Linked DNA regions of Mus musculus: region 2 is linked to region 1. Evidence: chromatin loops called from intact Hi-C (ENCODE). Cell type or tissue: left cerebral cortex. All regions are shown on one strand. Links, peaks and the distances in the headings refer to the core of each region. The heading gives the core; the rest is flanking DNA.

Region 1 (2,910 bases), core at 243-2,742:
TGTTGAGTCTGCGGGGTTTTAAGAGGGTGGGTGTAGTGCAAAGGGTGGTGTAACATTGAATAAAAATGAGATTATTTAAAGCATCTTCCTAACGTTGTAAATGTACTCTCAATGCTGATAGAATTAATTTGACCATTTTAAAGGTGCACATATGCATGCTGCAGGCTCTTCTCTTCCTAGTTAGTTTGTGACCCTTATTAAGATGTCTAGGGTTATTAAGACCTCACAGTAACTTTGTCTTCTTAATTGCGAAGAGCTAGCTCTTCAAATCCGGAAATGGTTAAAACGGTGGCCAGAGGTGGTACACCGCCCTGCCCTGGCCCGGCGCGGCGGGGGTTAAGGTGGGCGCCCGCGCCCCGCACCCGCCAGGATGAGCGCACAGTCCGTGCCTCCCGCCAGCCGGATCGCTTGGAGTCGGCAAGGAGAGAAAGTGGCGGTCAGGGATGGAGCTGCTGCCATGACAACCCCGGCGGTCGGGGCCCGCGCGCGTCGGGGCTGCTCCCGGGAGGAAGGCAGCGCGGAGGCCGGGGGCGGCCGCTGAGCGTGGCGTCCGCGGCTCCGGTGGTGCCGACTGCGCTTCGTCTTCTGCAGCGAGCCAGAGAGCGGGCTAGGGACCGCTGCGGTCCGCCCCTGCCGCGCCGCTCCAACCTTGCTGCTGCGCTGCAGAGACAGCCCAAGCTGCAGCGCGAATCTGGGCTCTGAGCAAGTTGACCGTGGCTCTGCGGCAGGATTCCCGAGTCCGGATTGCAGGAAGCCGGCTTAGCAGGCGCCTCCTTGCTCCCTCCGTGCCGCCTCTTGCGTGCTCTACTTTCCATCTGCTATTGTTCCAGATTGTTTCTGGCGCCGAGCCTTGCTCTGAAACTTAAGAAAGTGCTGGATTTCCTCTCGTTCGACTGAGGAATCGTAGACCACATCTGGGTAGCTGGATTCAACCCAGCCACAACCCCGTTGGATACCAAAGTGCTTACTCCTGTCCAAAGTGCCATGCCTGAACTGCTACGGGGAAGAGGCAGCTTCTGAGACCCGCACCTGTGCGCCTGCTTGCCTGCCTTGCGCTTCTCCTTCCTGGCCACCTTCCTGGCTACAGGCAGCACGGAGAAAGTCCGCCTCGGATGTGTGTGGAAACTGGTTCTCGGAGGCTGCGAGCTGAGGCTGGATTTAGGGGAGGAATATTAGACTTGGAGGAGTCTGCGCGCTTTTCTCCTCCCAGTGCATCGCGCGGTCGCCGCTAGTTCATCGCTGGGTCCCCGCGCTCACTCCCCACCCCACCCACTTCCTGTGCTCGCCCGGGGGGCGTGTGCGTGCCACTACCGGAGTTCTGGGAAGTTGTGGCTGTCGAGAATGGGGGTCTGTGGGTACCTGTTCCTGCCCTGGAAGTGCCTCGTGGTCGTGTCTCTCAGGCTGCTATTCCTTGTACCCACAGGAGTGCCGGTGCGTAGCGGAGATGCCACCTTTCCCAAAGCTATGGACAACGTGACGGTCAGGCAGGGGGAGAGCGCCACCCTCAGGTAGGGAACTGCCACTCTACTAAATGATGATTTGTTTCGGCTGGGGCAAAGGGGCAGGGGTGCGGGTGTGTGCTCTGGAGCAAGCCAGGGCTAGTGGAGAGATCCCTAGCTTGCTGCGCTGCACAATTCCTGGATGAGCTAACTGCTCTACCAAGGAATGTGGCAACCTCAGGGTAATGCTAGGGGAGAGCTGTGCTTTCCAAACCTGGCTCCTTTGACCCAAGGGTTTGTTAAAGGTGAGGGATAGCTGTCTTATTTTGAAGCCAATGGTCCTGCTACTGCCTTTTCCCGAGCCTGACAGCTATGGTGACCTGGGGCTTGGCTGAGACTCAGCATGGATGATCTCCCTGCTGAAGTTAATGAGTCCCAAAGCAGGGATCTGGCTTGGTGTGGATGCCCTCGCACTACCCGTGCCATTGAGAGTTGCCACAGGGTCTGGACTCTGCAAAAAAAAAAAACCTCTTTTCCTGAGCCTGGATTTTACTAACGTTTTTTTCCTGGGTTGTCTGTTCCATGATACGGTGGGCAGAGGCAGATGTGATTTCCTGTCTGAATGTGGCTTTTGGACACTGGTACCATGGACTGTGATTTGTCTGTGGAGAATGCCTTCTACACGAGTGGACCGTGCTCTGATTGTTATGCATGCTCACCAAAGCAGCATGTACAAAACTTGGCACTCAGCAAACCCTAAGCTTTAGTGTTGTGTTGGGTCGGTTCTGGGGTTGAGGGTTGCAAGCTCTGGGGAGGAGGAGGAGAAGAATCTTAGCTACATTTTGTGCTAAGTGGGGCAAGACTGTCTCCCTCGCGATATTGCTACTGAAGCACTGACTCCATTTCCAGTTGATAAAACCACACCACTCACAGGAGGGCTACACGCCGGATGATTGTAATGGGAAATTCTCATCTCTGGAATTTTTAAGGGAGCAAGCAACTCTCCGTACCTCTCCTTGACTTAGTGTGTCCTTTTTAATAAAGTTTTAAAAACTGGCCAATGGTACTGACTGCAGGCAACAGGAAACTATTTTCATCCTCTAACGTGGAGATTCTTGGGAAATGAACCTTGGCCTTGGTGCCAAATGTCCTGGTTCCATCAGTGATGAGCTTGGAGTACCTGTGGACTGTGCACAGGGTACCCACAGGACAGACGATCTTGGGGAGTGAGTGCTGATATTACAGAGTTGAGTTGTGAGGACATTTTCAAAAAATACACGTGATTTAAAGAAACCACACAAGGGGCTGCAAACATCCCCAAATCCTTTGTCTTTGAGGACCTAACTCTTATGACTCCAAGGAACTCCTGGTTACTTATTGTCACATGAATGAACTTTGTAGGGACTACTTTAGATTAAGATGAACTATCTGGTTTTAAATATGCATCGGTTCCAGACTTCTTCAAAACAAA
Region 2 (2,910 bases), core at 306-2,805, 170 kb before region 1:
GAGTTTACGCCTGGCTCATTGAGATGCTGGTAGAATAGCTAATGAGCTCTCCGCTCAGTATCTTGGCTGCACTTTCCCTGTGGATCTACCCCTCCTCCTGGGCTTTGCCTGTGAAATCTATCCTGCCTTCCAGTCTTTGGTACAGATACATGTGCCTGTGTTCTGTGACCCACCGCACCCCCACCCTCACCCCTACCCCCAGTCTTCCTCCCAGTCATTTTCTCTTTGCTACTCAGGCCACTGACATCACCACGAAATTTTCCTGATTCCCTAATAAATGCAGAACTTTGAACTGGGGCCCCACCTCTGTCTCCTTCTTTAACCCCAAATCACCCTCTGCATCCTTCCCAGGGCAAACTAATCATGCCGCTTCCCAATATAGAACAAGTGTATGAAACTACACAGCCTGTGGCATAATCACAAGCCTTTTGTTGAGTGTCTGTGGGTGAGGAGACACTGAGCGTGTGAATGTGAATCTGTGGTAGACACCCTTGTGCCTCCGTGCACAGTTGTGTGAGTATGTGGGCGTGTTCATGTGAAGGCTGAAGTTGACATCAGGTGTCTTTCTAAATTGTTTCTCTACTAATGTTTATTGGAGCAGGGTCTCATACTGAGCCCAGGGACCTCCAATTTCTGCTAGAATAGATAGCCAGCTTACCCCAGGGACTCCTTGTCTCTTCCTCTGCTGGGATTACAGGATGGCCACCATGCCTGCTCAGCTTTGATGTGGGCCCTGGGGATCTGACCTCTGGAATTCATTTCACCCACCAAGCCATCTATTCCAACAGTAAGGATTTTAATCAGGAGATAGGGGGCTCTATTTCATCTGGCCTACCAAACAGCAGCTTATCACCAGTTCTGCCTCTCAGTGCAACTTTGAGAAGTACCATGGGAATTTTTTGGAAAGCCCCCTGCAACTTCTCATATCCTTGCCATCGACATCCTGTCTCTTTTGCATAGAACCCCTTCCCTATGTTTCTCTACCTGGCAAGCTCCTAGTTATCCTGTAATGTCAGGCATGCCTTCACAAGACACAGCCAACAGATTACCTCATGTCATCGTGATTAATGATGGGCCTCTCCAGTATACTGGCTGCCAAGGCAGCTTCTGGCACTTGGCGCTTCACACGGCGACGCTAACTTTGCCTGATACATCTTTCTTAGAAGATCCCAGTGATCGGATTGAAGAAGTTCCGATGATAATGTACATGTACGAGCAAGGTGCTACAAGCTGAATTCATTCGGTATTTGTGTTACAGCAAATTCATAGTCATTCAAGCTCTGTCAAGGGTTTACTGTGGTGAAGATACTGTAGTCGATCCTAGGTAATTCGAGGGCGTGAGACTTCTCAGTAGAGCTATCAGGGAAAGAGACTGTTGCAGGTGTCAAGTTCTGGATTTGATGTCCTAGATATTCTCCATATACACACCTAAATGAGGACACCAGCTTGTTAGGCATTCACCAGTACGAGAGCCAACAAATGCAGCCATGGAGGAGTCTGAGCAGCAGGGGGCAGTGCAGCAAAGCAGAGACCTAAATCAGGAGCTCTCTTGAATTAATATCGGTCAAACTAAACCTTCCCGAGTTATTTGTGAAAATTTACATCCTTGCCTTTGGGGACCAAACTAGATCTATTCATCCTCCTTTTGTGGCTTTGTAAACAGTGTGCCTCCTGTGACCTGCTACCCTCTCCCTGATACCTCTTTCTCTGCCAAGCGAGGCCCTGAGAGCATTGCACAACCGCTCATATGACTTTCTGGGTTGAAAATGTCTCCAGCTGAGTGCAAAATCATCTGAAAAGCAAATCAGACAGAGGAACATTTTCTCTCTCTCTCTCTCTCTCTCTCTCTCTCTCCCTCTCTCTCTCCCTCCCTCCCTCCCTCCCTCCCTCCCTCCCTCCCTCCCTCCCTCCTTCCCTCCCTTCCTTCTTCTCACTTACTTGAGACTCTGCTTGTATGGGGATCAGAGCACCATGTGGGAGTGGCAATAGCATAAAGTCACTGAGTCCTTGGCTTAGCTTTTCTTGGGTTTCTCTCTGGCCTGCATCTCTGTTTTGTTTGGACATGGGGCAGGGAGTAAGGGAAACCACAGAATAGTGTGTGTCGTCAGGATTTTGACACACAGCACTGCACATAGCTATCAAGCATGCTTTGGACACCAGAGTCCATCAAGAGTTAGCTATTACAGTGCAGTGGCCATTGAAGAAAGTAGAAAGGGCAACACAACTGTGCTTCCTGATGAATTTGCTCTGAATAGCCCAGCATCAAGAGTCTTGAAATAGTCAAAATGGCCTGGGCTCAAGGACTGCTCAGACTTAGCTCTGTTCATAACTCAGGAGCTACCTACCTAAGAATGAAGCCTTAGGCAAACTAGATTGTTTCAGCCCAGGTTGCTAGGAGATAGTAAGAGGTTGATGCCCACCTCCTTCACCAGGGTGGCTGTGAGGACGATGGAAGTTGTTCTGTGCCTGTCAAAGAGTGAGCATCTGAAAGGGCAAGACTGAGTAATTGTGTTCACGTCTAGCATTTGTAGAATTCACAGTGATAGAAATTATTTATTCTCTGTGCACTAATTTGAGTATTTGAGACCTTAGACTGGCATCTTTAATGTTTCCTCCCTCTCCATCTAGACCCCTATATTGATACTGTGGCACTTAGGGTCATGAGACTTCTCAGCAGCTCCATGGTGCCGAGGGTGAATTTTCAGTGTCTTCATAGCTCTGATGGTTAGAGGATTTCTGGTAGAGTCGTGTTCCCATTCATGTCTGGTGAAGAAATGCAGGTGAAATGGCCAACCAGCAACCACAGAGCCCTTACTCTTAAGAGCTCTGAGCTCTTAAGCTCAGTGAGTCCAGGTAGTAAAGCAGTGAACACTAGTCCCCATGCAACAGAAGGAAAGCAATAGTCGCCAA

Evidence for each region. Peaks named below come from ENCODE experiments on the same cell type or tissue, not always from the same donor. Only the 100,000 strongest peaks of a DNase experiment are listed, where the experiment ranks them.
Region 2: it touches region 1 in a loop (12-fold over the local background); 6 of 42 quality-filtered maps call a loop at or near these places.

Annotation. Positions count from the first base shown.
Region 1 is chr9:29,410,154-29,413,063 of GRCm38, reverse strand. Ntm (neurotrimin) reads left to right here and starts at 379. Exons shown (of 7, transcript NM_001357602.1): 1 at 379-1,508. The coding sequence starts at 1,342. In left cerebral cortex, for the core only: CTCF peaks have their summits at 1,304 and 1,503; DNase peaks (open chromatin) are centred at 1,237, 1,435, 1,836, 2,244 and 2 more places; H3K4me3 peaks cover 2,500 bases; H3K27ac peaks cover 2,414 bases.
Region 2 is chr9:29,584,745-29,587,654 of GRCm38, reverse strand. It overlaps a transcript of Ntm not described here. Among named protein-coding and RNA genes, the nearest start is that of Gm15521, 46 kb to the left of the region's middle. In left cerebral cortex, for the core only: a CTCF peak has its summit at 1,506 (motif pointing right); DNase peaks (open chromatin) are centred at 490 and 1,492.